Regions from separate parts of the Mus musculus genome. Here region 1 is linked to region 2. A link is a loop called in an ENCODE intact Hi-C map of the cell type or tissue named here. Cell type or tissue: heart. All regions are shown on one strand.

Region 1 (8,000 bases), 240 kb after region 2:
GGGCGGGGCAGAGAATAGGGAAATGAAGAAGAATAATGACTTGAAAGTGTCTTTTTTTTTTCTTCCTGGTTCTTTGCTTTCCTTTCTACAGATGCTCAGCTGAGGCAGTGCAGCTGGCTCCATGACAAACGTGGGGAAATCAGCCAATTTGAGCTGGTTGTTAGCAGTCCAGGGACAGAGGCATAGGGACGTGTGTGTGTGTGTGTGTGTGTGTGTGTGTGTGTGTGTGTGTGTGTGTTGGGGAGGGGGGGTGATGGTAATGTGTGCTGCTTCCAGCATGGGAGTTGAGTTTGCTTGGTTTGTCGGGGGACTATATAGAGTATCCTGGTGAGAATCTTGCCAAGCCCTCTCTGTCTTTTGACCCTGCTATGATAGAAGGGACCTTTGAGAAGGGACCTTCTTCTGTGGCTGTCTCCTCCTTCTTCATCCTCCCACTGACAAGCCTCTTTCCTTTGACTGCTGGGGCTTTCTTCCCCCACTGGGTCAGAAGTCTATGGTACAGGGACCCCGCTCCTCAGTGTCAGCATCCCAGGTCTCATGGTCCAGTTCAAGTCCTCCTAGATGGCCTGGGTGTGGACTTCTTCTCACATACTTTGGAGCTTCCCCACAAGACAAAGAAGCCTGCTGGGTAAGTTGTAACATCGAAGAACATGCCACAACTATCGACTGACACAGAATCCTGTCCCCAAAGTGAGGAAGAGTGTACTTCTGGCCATTCACTCTAAGGAAAGCAATCAATATTCTGCGTCAAGTTCAAAGTGAAGAGCCATCTCCCTACTTACTACATTTTGCCCTTTTCAACATTTGATAATGAAATAAAGAGAACCAATATGAGGCAGGGAGCTATCAAAGGGAGCCCTCTGCAGGGGAGAGCACCTAGAGGGTTGAAGCATTCTGTCTCTTGCTTAATTTAGCGCTCATACAGATGTAGACAGTTGTCTACATTCATTGCAAACTCATTGCACTGCACACTTAATATCTCATCGGTGTATTTATTTGGATGTTAATTATACCTGCACAAAGGTCTGAGGATTTAAGGGCTTAGATTTCAGCAACACTGAAGTCTTCAGCAGACTAGTCCTACGGGCAGCTACTTTGAAAACACACAGGAGACACACACCTTCTGTTGCTGTATCAGATGCCTTATAGAAAAGATACTTTCAAATAATTCAAAAGTAATTCGAAACTATCCACAAATGAGCTTTTTAGGAGCTGACAAAATACAGGGTACATTCAAAAGGGTTTTATGGGAGAGAAGGAAGCAATACAACTAATTATTAGATTACAGTTCTTGCATGTGCTCATGTGGTGTGTGTGCAGGTATACAGTGTAGATGGGGGCCAGAGGACAATCTCTAGTGTTATTCCACTAGATACTGCCTGCCTCGTTTATTTCTGAGACAAGTTATCTTCTTAGCCTGGAACTTACCAAGTAGTCTAGGCTGGCCGGCCACTAAGGCCTAACAATCTGTCCCTGGCTCCCAATGCTAGGATTACAAGGACATCCCATGAGCTGCTTTTATTATAGGTGCAGGAATTGAACTCATCCTCAGGCCAATTAATTTTTCTTCTAATGTAAAAGTAAGCTGATTGTGTGAAGCAGTTGTCCTCAGTGATCTTGATTTAAAGTGTTAGTTGGGTACCCAGAAGAGAAGGCAACATGTTGGTATTTTTGACTACACTTACTTATGTGATGTGAGCTCATTTGTTTGAAATAGAAAGAGAGTGATAGAAATTTGGAAGTGAACAGGCATTGAATTATGGGGTCTACTCCTGAGGGTGGGAATCAACTTTGTTGTTCCTCGGGTTCCATGTCTCTTGTTTTTTGAGAAAGGGTCTCTCATTGGCTTAGAGTTTGCTAGCTAGGTTAGACTGGCTGTGTAGTAAGTCCAGGAGACCCATCCATCTCTCTCTGTACAGCACTGGGATTATAACACACACTACTATGCATTATATCTTATAGACCTTATATATCAATGTGGGTCTTTGTGGTTTTGAGAAGAAAGCCCTTTATTGGTTCAACAGTTAATAACTGTGCTTCCTTCTCTGTCAGAGGACCCAGGTTCAGTTTCCAGAACCACAGTGTAGCTCACAACCTTCCGTGACTCCAGTTCCAAGGATCCTATACCCCTTCTGATGTCTGCAGGCTTGTGCAAATACTTACTTTGCATGTGAATACACTCAAACACATCTATACACATAAGAGTGAAATAAATATTTTCTTAATGATGTTCAGAAAAGGAAAGTAGTTTATTGACAGCCATCTAGTGTTTCAATATGCCAGGCATGAGTCTTTAAGGTCTCCCTCCACCCCCACTCTGTGTGTGTGTGAGTGTGTGTGTGTGAGTGTGTGTGTGTGTGTGAGTGTGTGTGTGTGTGAGTGTGTGTGTGTGTGTGTGTGTGAGTGTGTGTCTGTCTGTATGTATGTTTTATTTATTTAAATGGCATCATCTACTAAAAATATTAAAGCAAATATGACAGTTATAACTTTTACCAGCTTCTAGAAAGCAATACCTTTATTAAGATTAAAATCATCTCCAAAAAAGATATTTTTCCAAGAGTCATTGCTATTCAAATAAATATGTATTTAAAAACAAGATAATCCAGTGCTAGACTTGAGCACTGAATGTTTATCTTCTTAAAATACACTTATAGATAAATTCTGCATAATAGTTTGCATTTAAAAGGACCAGATTCATAGTTCCTATTATCTCAGCCTTCCATCCCTGGAATGGAAGACACTGAGGGACATTTTTATTAGCACAAATTCACACTCCCTACCAATGAAGCTTAATGTTTGCTTCATTGGACAAATTACCCTCTCCTCGATAACTTTGAGAAATGCCAGAGAAAAGGAAGAAGGAGCAACAATACCACGGATACCACTTTGCCTGCTTAATTAAAGATCATATTCTTGACCTTCCATGGAAAGAATGAGGAGTGATGTGTGTGTGTGTGTGTGTGTGTGTGTGTGTGTGTGTGTGTGTGTGTGTCAGCATGCATGTGTGCAGATGCTGGTGCAATGGTTTGGTCCTCAACAGCCACACCAATGATGGGAGATTCCCTTCTTATGTATAGAATTAAGGAGATCTGCTGGGTGCTGCTCCGCTGGTCTCTCAGCATCTTATAGGAGAGGTTAGACCTAGAAGTTGGTTGGCTTGGCCTTGGGGGTTTCTACTAGGCCAAGTTCCCTCGTGTGCATTCCTCCAGCACATGAGGCCAAGGTGCTTCAGTGCCTTTGGTAGACCCTACACATCTCCCTGAGCTTGTTCCCATCTGCACAGAGCCTCTGTTCATACTGGAGAACCCTGGACACACTAGGAGAGATGAGCATGACAAAGCTCAGCTCTTCCCTTCAGTGAGAGAAACAGGATGATGAGAAAGCACAGTGGGTAGCCCAGAGAAAGAAGGGCCAGTTTGGAGCTCTTACGGTCCCCAGTCTATGGGGAGGACAATTCTTGGATGGGCTGTGGGTAGTAAGCCTGGGCTGATTTCAGGGGGACTGGGGGACTCCAAATGTGATAACCAGCCACACTGGATTCTGCTATAGTTATTTACAGTCTCCTGGAGCTAGACGAAAGATTCAAAGTCACCATGTGGTGGCTACCAAGAAGATGCTTTCTTAAGCAGTAGAATTCTCTTTCAAATTAAATCTTCTATGGACCCCTGGAATGAAAAATAATTTACATTGAGAAATGGCTGCTGAGCAATTAAAACCCCTCACTGTTTGATGGAAAAAAATTATTCTCACAGCATACAGGGCTCCACTAGAACACTCTGTGAGGGCTCCCAGAGAGTGTGTGTGAAGACCGGGTTCTCAAATAAATGGGGAGCACACTGCCACTGAGGCATATTCCCCCAAAGGCAGCTCACACATTTAGAATTTCTGTCCTCCCCCCCCCCACCTGAGTGCCACCCCCTCATAGTTTGCATGCATGAATGGTAGCCCTTCTCTGAGGCTCAGGGACTTACATGCGCACACCGTAGAGGGAGGTGTTCACCACAGTGGAAGCTAAAAACTAGGCTGTACGTATGCTCTTTCTTTCTTCCCCCACATATATGCTGGAACTTGAGCCAGCCAGGTCCCTTCTGCAGTCTCAAGACTTCCTGCCCATCTGTCTGTGAGGGCCGAGGGCTAGTTTGTGCATGTGGGCAAGAAGGGAAGGGGAGTCTTACATTACTGGCAAAAGTGGGGGACAGGGAATGGGTACGGGAAGGTCCTGCTTCCTTCCAGCTTCAACGTAGCCCCCTTCAAAGTACAGAGGACAACACAACCTGGCTATTCCAAGTAAAGCAGTAAACAGAGGTAAATTCTAACCAGACTTTGTGTGTTAAAAGGAAGCGAAAGCAGCTGAATTATGTACAAAAACTTACCCTGCCCCCGGAAGGCATCAAAATAGAACTTCCTGGAGCCTGCTAGAAAGACAGAGGCGTCCTGCACACAGAGCTTCTGTGAGCCTGCCAGAGAGATGTCCTGCATGCCAACTGCAACTCTTTAGAGAGGATCAACAGCTGGAAAGGCAAACTTTTTTTTTTTTGAATGTTAACATTTTACAGTTCAAATCACTTAACAGATGTAAAATTATGGGTTATACTTAGCATTAGTTTTTTTCCCCCCAGAAATTATTAACTAAAGAAGATCTTTCTGGAAAACACATCTGATGGTTAGAATTTCTTGATGATGATGACAAGAACACGCTCCTTTTACTAAATGGGAATGTTTGTTTTACCCAATCTCACTTTCACCAGCGTACCCCATAGCTGATACAGGTTTACATAAGGTTAACTGGGCGTTTTGAGGCATTAACCATACACATTTCGAAGCCTAGGCATTAAGTTGTCTTAGGTGACTAGTCAAGAAATGTTAATGAGACACTAAGGCAGGGATTGATATCATACCCAAGAGAATATTCCTGAAGGGAAACAGTCAGGGTAAGACAAGGCCGATGACATCAAAGAAAGTTCCAGATCTCAGCTCAAAGGTGATGATGTGGGGGTAAGTGGGGCAGATGATGTCAGCAAACTCTCTGAGCGGGTCAAAGTTGAGGGCGAAATGGATAAGGAATCGATAACTGGCTGACTGATGACAAATCTGGTGGGGGAGAGTTGGGTAAAGAGCGGCTGTTCAGAAGGCAGAGAAGGAAAGGCAAAGGGCACGTGATACTGTTGCTAAATACATCTCCAAACTCTTATGAGAGGTTTGGGAACATGAGATGGGAGAGAAGAGAGTCATGTGGACCTCTGGCAGCCAGGGACGCAGGAGGTCTGGAGAGATACGCACCATATAAACCTCTCACTTCTTTAACCTCCGTTTCCTCAGCATTAGTTTGAAGTTTGTTCCAGGTGGCTTCTGAGCTTAAGATAATTATTTGAAGGAACAACATCAACATCAAAAAACCCAAACCAAAACAAGACCTTCTCCAGTGGAGAGACTTAAAGTATTCCATACAGACAAAAAAGCCTTATCCAGTGCATTCTAGAAGCTTCACCCAGCACCTGACTCTGGTTTGCCTGACTACCAAGTGAGATCCCTTTGTCTATCAATGCTGGGTTAAAGATGATCAATGCCCAGACATCATGTAAATCAAGGAAGAAAACAATGCTTTGGAAACTGAGTACTGAGCCAAGGGAAGGGGACAACTATGTTCTAGAAAAATCTTAATAAGTCAACTCGGAGTCCAGCTTCCCTTTTAGAAACAGCATGCCAATAACGATCCACTTCATGGCTGTGTACGTCTTGGGCTGCAAGAGGCTGACAAAGCATTTGGGTCTTACATATTACAGTCAAAAGAAGGAAGTCGCCATTGTGCTACACTGGCTAGCTTGCCACGGAGTTAACTCTTTCAGTGCAGAGGCGTCCTGTTAGCTTCTCCCCCAGGGGAGGGAAATAGGTACCTGTCTATGTGTTAACAGATCAGCCTCTTTGAAGGCACAGTTCTCAAAAATAGACTTACTGTATCCCACCACCAAGGACAGCTCATGTTTTCTCTTTGCTTGAAGTGCTGGCCCTAACTGTCAGCTCTCATGTCCCTTGGGATGCAGAGTCAGAATGTGAGACTTGGAACATCAGAGCCAAAAAGCCACCTCTGAGCGGTTCAGAGGCAAGGTGGGAAGGGGTAGGGGAGAGAAAAAACAACAGCAAAAAAAAAAAAAAAAAACCCCACAAACCAAACCAGCATCCCACTGTGATGTCAGCCATATTTCTTCCACATGGCAAGTTTCATTTTGTTTAATTTAACAATAAACTCATTATATTAACTCAATTCAATAGAAGCAGCAGGGGGATTTCTCCTAATTTAATCCTGGGTTTGGAGGAGCCTTGCTCTGTGCTCAAACAATGCAATCCAGAGATTAAAGGGCTTGTAGCATATTGAAGGAAGGGAATACAGTGGTGTCTCCCAAGGCAGCCTACTGGGGAATTAGGGACCCATCGGCCCACGGCTCACTTTATCCAGAGCATCTTCCAGCTGGAGATCTAATCTTCTGCAAGCAAGTCATTCCCAGCAGCCTCCCAATGTCACCAAACTGGCTTTCTGTAAGTCACTTGAAAACACAAGGATGTAACTGGCTAACAATCTTATCCATCATCATGACAGGCTATAATATGTGCACCCCTCCCCTTCCCTGAAAACAAAAAGGGTGTTTCTGGTTATTAGCCACTTTAAGAAAATGTCTCCACCTTTTAGACTAATTCTTGAGGGGCAGCGGAGGCTGTAAGAACTGGCTAATCTCTTTGAGATCTAGGAATTCCAAATCCAAACACCACACACACACACACACACACACACACTGGCTAGAGACTAGACAATGCTTTTTGTACCCAGCTGGCAAGAAGAACAAACAAACTCATTAATTAGGGTCCCGCTGGTGCTGTATTGAGGATCTATGAATACAGGCTTCCTCTAGGACTGCAGCTGGGAGAGGCAGACTTCTGAAACTCAGAGACATCCTCGATTCATATCTGCCTCCTCTAAACACTTGCCGGGGGTGTGGCGACCGTGTGGTCTTATGTGTGTCCATGAAGGGCAGACAAATATTTATCTAACTGACCAGTCACCTTTTCAAGTTCCTGGTCTTTCTGAATCTCTGTCTCCTTTGTCTCTGTCTCTGTCTCTCTCTCCAAAATCTTTTCCCTTCATTAAAAAATAAATTTAGGATAAAGACAATTGGTAGGAGGAAGACAATGTCACACATTAAGGATCACAGACTAAAGAGATCTCAAGCAAGACGGATATTCAACTCATTACAAAGAGAGAAAAATCCTCTTTGACCTCTGGGTTGGCAAAGGAGATGTTCTTCACTCCCTGGGACACATCTGATTTCATTACTAATAGAATTTACTTCTTGTCCTAGAAGTATATAATGGAAGGGGGAGACAGAAACACAGTGGAAGACACAAAAAGACAGAAAGACAGACAGAGACATAGACACAGAGAGACAAAACAGAGTAAAAGACCACATATCTACCATACAAATAATAGAAAAAGAGTGTCTTATTAGAGTCCTTAAGCTTAAAACAGAGCCTTATCTGTCCCCTCTAAAAATAATCCTGTGACCTTTTGCATTCTCTAGGCCATATGTATTTTGGCAACGTCTAAAGTCCCAAGGCACATCAGACAGAGTGAGGGCTCAGGGTTGTCTGGTCCAGGTCTCTGGAGCTAAGAAGTACACCTGTCAGAGAAGCAGCAGGCAGATTCAAAGCGAAGAGTCCACGGGGACCTGGATGGAGGGCACGCCGCGCCCCACTGTCTCTTTCAGTTGCTGATTAAATCTCCTAGCATGCCTTAGGAAAGCTGAACTGGGAACATGAGGCCTTCTACCACAGAGCGACATGGATACAGACATCGGACTGAGTAAATAATACCGGTGACCGAGAAAGGAAAATAGCGGTGTGCACCACACTGCTAGTTTTGTTTAATCTAAAGAAATAAAGAGTATCAAGCATCATTTACAATCAAAGAAATGCAAACTAAGGGGCCTTATACTCTTTAAAACGTATCC
Region 2 (8,000 bases):
TGAGAGCCTCAGTTTACCTCCTTACTTGGCTCATTATTTAGTTTCCATTCTCCATCAGGACCTGGGGCTGTAAGGATTTCTGAGTGTTGAGGGGTTGCATTCCAGGAAACAGATGGTGAAGCAGTAGCAGGTTCAGCGGGGGAGAGATAAGAAAGGGGGCTGGTTTTACTTACAGCATGTTTTACAAGAGGGGCTGCTTGAGGTTGTCATCACAGGAGAATTCTGGTTATCTACTGAAACATTCCTGGGTCACGTTAATAAAGCTCTAAGCATTCATCAAAACTCTGTTCTTCTGTTTGACTTTAAAAAACTTTTTTTTTTGGTAAAGATTTGGTCTTACTATGTAGCCCTGGCAGTCTTACTACTCCCGAGGTACTCAGGCTGGTCTTAAACTCACAATAGTCTTCCTGCCTCCACCTCCTGAGTGCTGGAATTATAGGAATCCATTACCATACCCTGATTAGTGAGTGTCTATTCTTAAGCTTTAGGGGCTGGGGGTGATGGGCAGTAGTAGAATACTTGTCTAGCAAGTAGAAAGTTCCAGGCTGGGTTCTCAGGACTGGAGAAATGGAAACTCTCACTAAACTTTAGTAAGCAAGCATAAGGATTTCCTGACAAGCTTGTAAAGCACACACATTCCTATGGGTCACTCTAAGAGTCCCTGACGTAGAACTTGTGGGGTGTAGTTCTGGAGAAAGGTAGGGCTCCCACGCACGCTGAATTTTTCTGCCCATGAGTCTTTCTATTGGATACAGTCTTGGGAGTCATCTCGCAAGATCTTTCCTCCCCGAACCACAACTCTAGGTAAATTATAACCTTTATTTTCAAATCGACCATTTCTTTATGAAAATATTTGCTGTCATTAAAACTTTGAGTGTGTTTCCTACAATCTCGTTTGCACCATTAATTCTTCTAGTAAATTATATCTATAAAACACGGACATAAAAGTTAATGCAGCCTGGACAAGTTCGAATTGCTACAAATTGCCATAAGCACTGAGGAAATGTGAACTAATGAGATTTCTGTGGATGCTGGCTTCTTGCTTTTTTTTTTTTTTTCTAATATTCTGTGATGGTAAGGAGTTAAGACATACATTCAAATATTGAACTCTTAGCTATTTTCGGAGGCTAATGTAAAGGCTATTTTTGTACTAGTTAAGAAAGGAAATTAGAGTCGGTAACCAATTTATGTAACCTTTGCCCTAATGGATGAAGTTTGCAGGATATAGCAGGTATAGACTGGAATCTACCAGATAATCGTGCCAGTGTATCTATTTGTACATTTAGACACTCTCCTGTGCTGGGGCAATCTAATAGAGAAACTCTGCTCTGTGATTCTAGGTATCTGAAGATTTGAATAATAACAGTCACACACACACACTCACACACACACACACACACACACACACACACACACACAATATAACAATAATCAAGCTCTTTCTATTTGCTAAATATTTTATGTTCCTTAATTCAAAGTGTCTCTTCAATAGATTTACAGGTAGATACCATTGTCAAACCCACTTATAGATGACAAACTTAAAGTTGAGAGAAGGTTAAGTAGCTTGTCACACAGCTAAAGACTGACACAGTTCGACTCCACAGCCCAGCATCCTAAGCAATGCCTGCCCCAGAGAAAGATAGGGCTCATGCATACACACACACACTGATACTGGTCTTTTAACCAGTAGTTCCATTGCACTGGGTATCAACAAGCTAGCTAAAACTCCCAGGTTGAAAAGATCATGTTGAGAAGCAGTGCATAGAAAATACTTATCCAAATAATTTTCTTTAGGAAAATTCTAAGTATTTTCAATACATCCTTACAAACATAGGTTTTTTGACCTGATTGCACAGAATTACTCAGCCCCATTGGGATCTGGTAGCCAGAGCTAGGTTCACATCCCATTGAGGGGGAGCAGCCACTTGGGGGGACGATCTCTATACCAGAAGGAGGTCAGAGGTAAAAGAGTGCTAGAGACTCCCTCGGATAACCTGAATTGGCATTCAGAAAATAATCAATGTTCTCATTTTATTTGAAAAAAATCAGGAATGGTAAAGGAAAGAAGCACTGAGAACCAGTCATTGTTTTAAAAAAAAGGTGTGTGTGTGTGTGTGTGTGTGTGTGTGTGTGTGTGTGTGTACTCTGACAATCTGGGTTGCATGGATAATACCTTTATGGTCAAGTCCTATGAGCAAAGCCATCCAACCCCATGAACAAAGCCAGCCAAGGGTGACAAGCAAAGACTCATGCCACCTATCAGTTCTCCATGGGCGTGGCCCTTGTTTCCACTCAAGAGAATCACCTCATTCTTCTGTGGAGATACAGCCCAAAAGCATTTCAAGGCAGGCAGTGGTCAGCACAGAGAAGAAACAAAGGAGCATCATAGATCCTTGGAAGAGAGCCCGTCTTGCCATGGCAACAACATGCCTCCCTGAAGCCTGCCTGTGGTCCAAATGGTTCAGCTTACTTCCATGGTGGTTTTCAGGGATGGAGGAATTGGTCCAGTGGGTAAAGAGCTTGTTCTGCAAGCATGAAGGCCTGAGTTTAGATGTCCAGAACCCACACAAAAGCCAGGCACCATGGCAATGGGGTACAACCTTCACTGCTGGGAGTGACAGAAATATGAGGACCCCTGGGGTTCACTGGCTAGATAACACAGCAGAATCAGTGAGCTCCAGGTTCAAAGAAAGACTATTTCTTAGAGAAACAATTAAGATATCCTATGCTGACCTCTGCATGCATGCACTACCCACACATAAACACACCCTGAAGACACACACACACACACACACACACATACACACACACACACATAGTGCACCCCCTACATCCCTGCCGTCTCCTTCCCCCCAACCCCAACACACAGCACATTGTAGACCACAATGAGCCATCACTCCAAGGTATATCTCCTTACTTGAACTCCTGCCCAAGAGGGAACAGGAAAAGAATTTGGGGAAGAGAAACAGATACCTAGCATGTACTAAAAGATGGGGATGCCATATATTTTGAACTTCTCCTGATGAGTAGCATCTCGGCTGGACTTGGGGAAGAACAAGGGGAAGCAGGGTGGCAATGGAATAGTGTAAGGAGAGTCAGACCGGGGCTGAGGTGGATACAAAGAAAGAACTTTGGACCATGAGAGAAGCTTCACAGAAGAGGCAGGTGCAGAAGGCAATGGCAGACACCCACAAAGCCACCGCTACGTTGACACCCCCAGTTCCCCTCACTTCCTACTCCATCGGAAGCACTGATTTCATATCTCTTGGAGGCACAGTATGTGAAGCAAGGATGTGTGAGAGGAGGGTTGTTTTGCATCTCCCAATAATAGCGTTTCCATTCGGTACCTAAATAAACAATCTATTTTAGTGTCTCCCCTTTGATATCTCGAATGTTCCCTCCTGTTATTTCTGGCAGCTCTCAGTCCTGTGATGTGATTAGAGGGGACGATCACACTTACATAACAGGCATAACAGCGTCAAATTAATTTGCCTCCGAGAACAACGGGCGGGCGGGCGGGCGGGAGGCAGTCACTGGTGCTCTCTGATGGGTCCCCGCCCCCACCGCCTCTCCTTGATTTAAGTGACTTCAGGGGATTAGAGTGAAGTCGGTCAGTAGAGCGATGCTGGGGAAACAGCCCTAACATCCAGTCTGACCTTGTAAACTGAAAAGAGGCGCACAATAAATAAGCAAGGTTCTGTCTCCATGCCTGGTGCAGGAGGCACGGTGAGTCACCACCGACCGAGCAAACACACTTCCTGCATCCAAAGAAAGAAACTTCGAGAAACTTCCGTCTATTTTCTGAAGCTATGTCCAGCTGACCGAGGGTGGTCTAAGGTGTTTGAGATCTGGATTTATGATTTTTTTTTTTTTGCTTTTCTTTATGGCCCCTTATAAAAATGAAACATTTAAAGGCTGCCTTGGCTTTTTACTCTAGAAGCCTCGGCCATAAAAGCAGAGGCAAGTATTGTTTCCGGTTTTCTAAACTATGTGACAGCAGCTCTGAAAAATGCAGTCCAGGAGCCTGCCAAAGGCCAGAGGTTTACAAAGGAGGGTGATGGTGATGTGGGGGTTCGGTGGGGGAGAAGGGAGATGTATTAGTCCTGTGTTAGTTAGCTCTATACCACCCTTAACCATTTTAGTTCTCTGGGTCTGGGCTTTCTTATCCAGGAAAGTAGATATGACATTTCCTTTTTCATTTCTCTTTAAACAATTGGTTTTCACTCATCCTTTTGTCTAGTTTATCCATTCAGCCAACAGATAATTATTGAACACAAATCTGTCAGAGCTGGGTTTATCAGCTGAGGTGGTCTTGGCCCCAAGTGCTCAGGTCCCAGTTGGGGGTAAATATGAAAATAGTCACCTTGCTTTGCCAGGAGGGCTGGGAATAAACCCTGACCCCGCCACTCTTCATCTGTTATTGCTATTAAGTCTCACAATCGGGGATGGAAAGACTGCTCTGTGGCTAAAGTGCTTGCTTTGCAAATATGAAGACCTGAGCTTAGATCCCCAGTACCCAAATAAAAAGCTCTGTGTGGTCCTGACTGCTCTATCAGCCAAGTGCTGGGAAATCCTCCACACTTCTTGGCCAGTGAATCTATCCTGGTGAGTTCTAGGGAAATGAGAGGCCCCATCTCAAAGGAAGGGCATGGTGCACCTGAGTGTGACACTTGAGGGCATCCTCTGCTCCCTCCATACACTCCTAAAAATATTGAATCTCATAACTGCAGTGAAAGCAGAGATTTCAACCACCGCTAGTTTACAGCCAGGGAAACTAAGCCCAGAGCCATTGTATAACTCTGTGTCAATTCATGTTTGTGAATGACAAGACTAGAATTCAAAGCCATTGTTCATGGCCCCGTATTCATTCTCCACTATAAGAAGAGATGTTACAATAAGTACTACCAGCCATGACTAGAGTTGAATCATCACACCAATGAAAAGTATTATTGTTTGTTAACCATCTCATTGATTAAGCTGGCTGATATCCCCCTTGGCAATGGCTTCTTGGCAAAGGCAAATAGCAGATTTCTGAAATGACAGGAACTCTACAGACAGCAGTGGATCGCGGGATCAGCGAGGGGAGGCTCTAGGACCCCAAGGATGCCTAAGCCTCTCATAGAAGACTCTCTGGACTACTTCTAATGCCCACTACGTGTGAATGTTAAGTAGATGTTAGACTATATTGTTTAAGCAACAAATAGAAGAAGCAAAGGTTGGTATGTGTTCAGGACACACACAACACTTGACCAAATATTTTCAATCTGTGGTTGGTTGAATCTGTGGGCCCAAAAATGTCACTTTATAGAGGGACAACTGTATTTTAAGACTTAAGAAGTGTGTGTGTGTGTGTGTGTGTGTGTGTGTCTCACACACGTAGGTGTGTGTTTATGTTTGTAGGCGTGGGTGTGCCTGTGCCACAGAACACACAGAGAAGTCAGTCCTGACAGTCCGTGTTGTTGGAGGCAGATCTCTGTCTCCCTGTTACATAAGCCAGGTTAGCTGGCCTGAGACACACTGCCTGAGTGCTGTGACTACAGATGACTTTACATGGGGTCTGGGGATCTGAGTTCTGCTCCCTTTTATCCACTGAGATATTTTCCAGCCTGTTATTTGAAGATTTTCATCACCAAGTTTCAGAACTCTCCCTACCTCTCATGTCCCCTATTGCAATCTTTGTCACAAAAATATTAATATGAGAAAATATAGTGCTACTCATATCTAATTTAGCCTCTAGGGATTTTCACAGAAGTGTTTACCAATAGTGGTCAGATGTTCTTATATTTTGCTGATTAGAAATAAAATTAAGTGAGGAAAAAAATATCACATTTTTATTTTACCCAAAACACAAGGTTTCCTTGCCCAGTTCTGAAAGCAGATTGGTCTAGTTTTGTTAATGATAGAGAATTAAATACTGGCTCAAAGTTTAATATTTGTTTGATTTCTAAGCTAAGCATGCTACTGGATGTCATTTAAAACTGTTTTATAAATTGTCATTACTTGCATAATTAAAGTAAATCAAATCATGTGCATCACTTGTTAGATGGAACTCATTCAAAATTTATTATTATAATCCATGAATGTTAGTAAACATTGTATTCAATTAATTTTGTAATGAAACTTTTAATATAGACTTATCTTAAATGGCATATATTTAAGAAAACATTAAATTACTTCACTTTCCTTGCAAATGCAAAATGATCCGATGATTAAAAATCTCCATAAAAATGAGTATAAGATGAGCTCACAAATTTAAAAATGGTTGAGAGAGCCTGCTGGAGGCTCTAAGCTTCTGTCTCTGCCTTCATCTTGGCCCTATGCTCTTCTTGAAGACAGATGCACCTGTCAGCCCCGCTGACTGTCCTTCCTCCTTTCTGGATTTTCAGTCTTTCCTGTCCTCATTTGTCCTCTCCCAAGTCTTCACACCTCCTCGGGGCTCCGAGTTCTGCGTAGCTGACTAGTCAGTCCTAAATACTATCAAGAAGTCTTTATCTTAGCACGTGCACGCGCTCTCTCTCTCTCTCTCTCTCTCTCTCGCACGCGCGCACATACACACACACACACACACACACACACACACACAGACACACACACACACACACACACGGAGGCCAGAGCTCAACCTTGCTGTCCTTTCTAAGGAGCTGTCCGCCTTGCCTTTTGAAGCAGCGTCTCCTTGGCCAGGAATTCACTAAGGACTCCAGGCTGGCTGGCATGAGAGTCTCGGGGACTCATCAGTGTTGGGATTCTAAGGGAGTCCTACCATGTCAGGTATTTTTATATTGGTTCTGGGAACTGAACTCAGGGCCTCATACTTGAAAAGCAAACACTTAAGTACTGACTGAGTCATCTCTCCAGCCCCAGCCCCATCTTTTGCTTAAGCTGTTATTTTACACAGTGAACTTGATGAAAAGACGAGGTCTTAGCTATTTTCTCTTCTGTGAGACTTTGTCCTACCTTCTTCTGCCTAGAAAGCTACAAAGCTGGCTGAGTCCTGTCATGCAGATCCCCCACTCCTCCAAGCACTGACCAAAACCTGCTGAGGTGCCCACCCAACCCCTCTCTGCCACATCCCCTTCCTGTGATGTATTTATTGCCAGCTAACTTTTTCTTGGTGCTCCAAAGGAGAGAGCATTGCCTGTTTCCTGAGGTGACTCCAGGGTATAAACCGGTGCCTGACACTCAGAGTGTCCTGAGCATGAAAGCGTAAACGTTTGCCCTGAGCCTTTCTGCCTCTTCTCCTTTCCTCCCCCCGCCCCCCTCCCCCCCCCAGTGCAAGTTATCGCTGCTACTCTTGGAACTCCAGTGCCATTTCTATGGGGATGTCTAATGTCACTCAGATAGACATCTCTTGCCACCCGAGCACTCTTTTCAAGGGAACCTAGTCCTTATGTGCACGGCCCTTCAGGCAGGGTCTGTTAAGTTGACAGAGATGTCACTCCACAGGCTGCACTTTGTTCCTCTGAACCACGCACCAGTGACTTCCCAAATTTATCTGCAGCACCAGAGTCTTCTGACATCTTTTTCAAATCACCTTCCAGATGCTTCCACTTGGTCACCTCTGCTGCCTAACATAGTCCTAGGACACAGCGGATGCCCAATAAATGCTCTGTGTGACGAGAGGCTGTGTGTTCAGTGCTCGAGCCCCTCTGACAGTCTCCCCGTGCCTGCCAGGTACAAAAGCAGGACTTACCTATTCTATGCCTCTCGTCTTTCAGCGGTACAGTGGCCATTTGCCAGGTTGTGAGCACAGTAACCCGTTTGTGACACATTCTGTGTTTTGGTCAACAGCTTCACAATTTCACCCTAGAGTTCCTGAGAACTGTTGGGCGGGTGCCATGAGCCCCAGTGAGTTATTTACACCTCGGGTGTCATCTGAGGACATCTTGTTCATTCATCTCAACTTGTTTCAGGCCTTTAGACTCCTCTGTTCTCAAGAACAATTAGGGGGAGGGGAGGAGTTTTCCTTTTCATCTCTATGGCAGCAGAGAGGGCAAAGG

The links. A loop is a pair of places that touch in the nucleus more often than their neighbours do. Peaks named below come from ENCODE experiments on the same cell type or tissue, not always from the same donor. Only the 100,000 strongest peaks of a DNase experiment are listed, where the experiment ranks them.
Region 1: a loop joins it to region 2, with 2.6 times the contacts of the local background. A loop is called at or near these places in 2 of 42 quality-filtered maps.

Annotation. Positions count from the first base shown.
Region 1 is chr9:68,880,987-68,888,986 of GRCm38, reverse strand. All of the region lies in intron 1 of Rora (RAR-related orphan receptor alpha), which reads right to left. It overlaps Gm31262 (a long non-coding RNA gene), which reads right to left. Exons shown (of 2, transcript XR_379583.4): 1 at 1-8,000. Among named protein-coding and RNA genes, the nearest start is that of Gm31262, 62 kb to the right of the region's middle. In heart, a CTCF peak has its summit at 852 (motif pointing left); DNase peaks (open chromatin) are centred at 126, 4,126, 4,406, 5,776 and 1 weaker place.
Region 2 is chr9:69,121,198-69,129,197 of GRCm38, reverse strand. The region is part of intron 1 of Rora (RAR-related orphan receptor alpha); the gene reads right to left. Among named protein-coding and RNA genes, the nearest start is that of Gm46153, 180 kb to the left of the region's middle. In heart, no CTCF peak of the experiment used is centred here; DNase peaks (open chromatin) are centred at 2,407, 3,617 and 4,017; H3K4me3 peaks cover 722 bases; H3K27ac peaks cover 495 bases; H3K27me3 peaks cover 4,749 bases.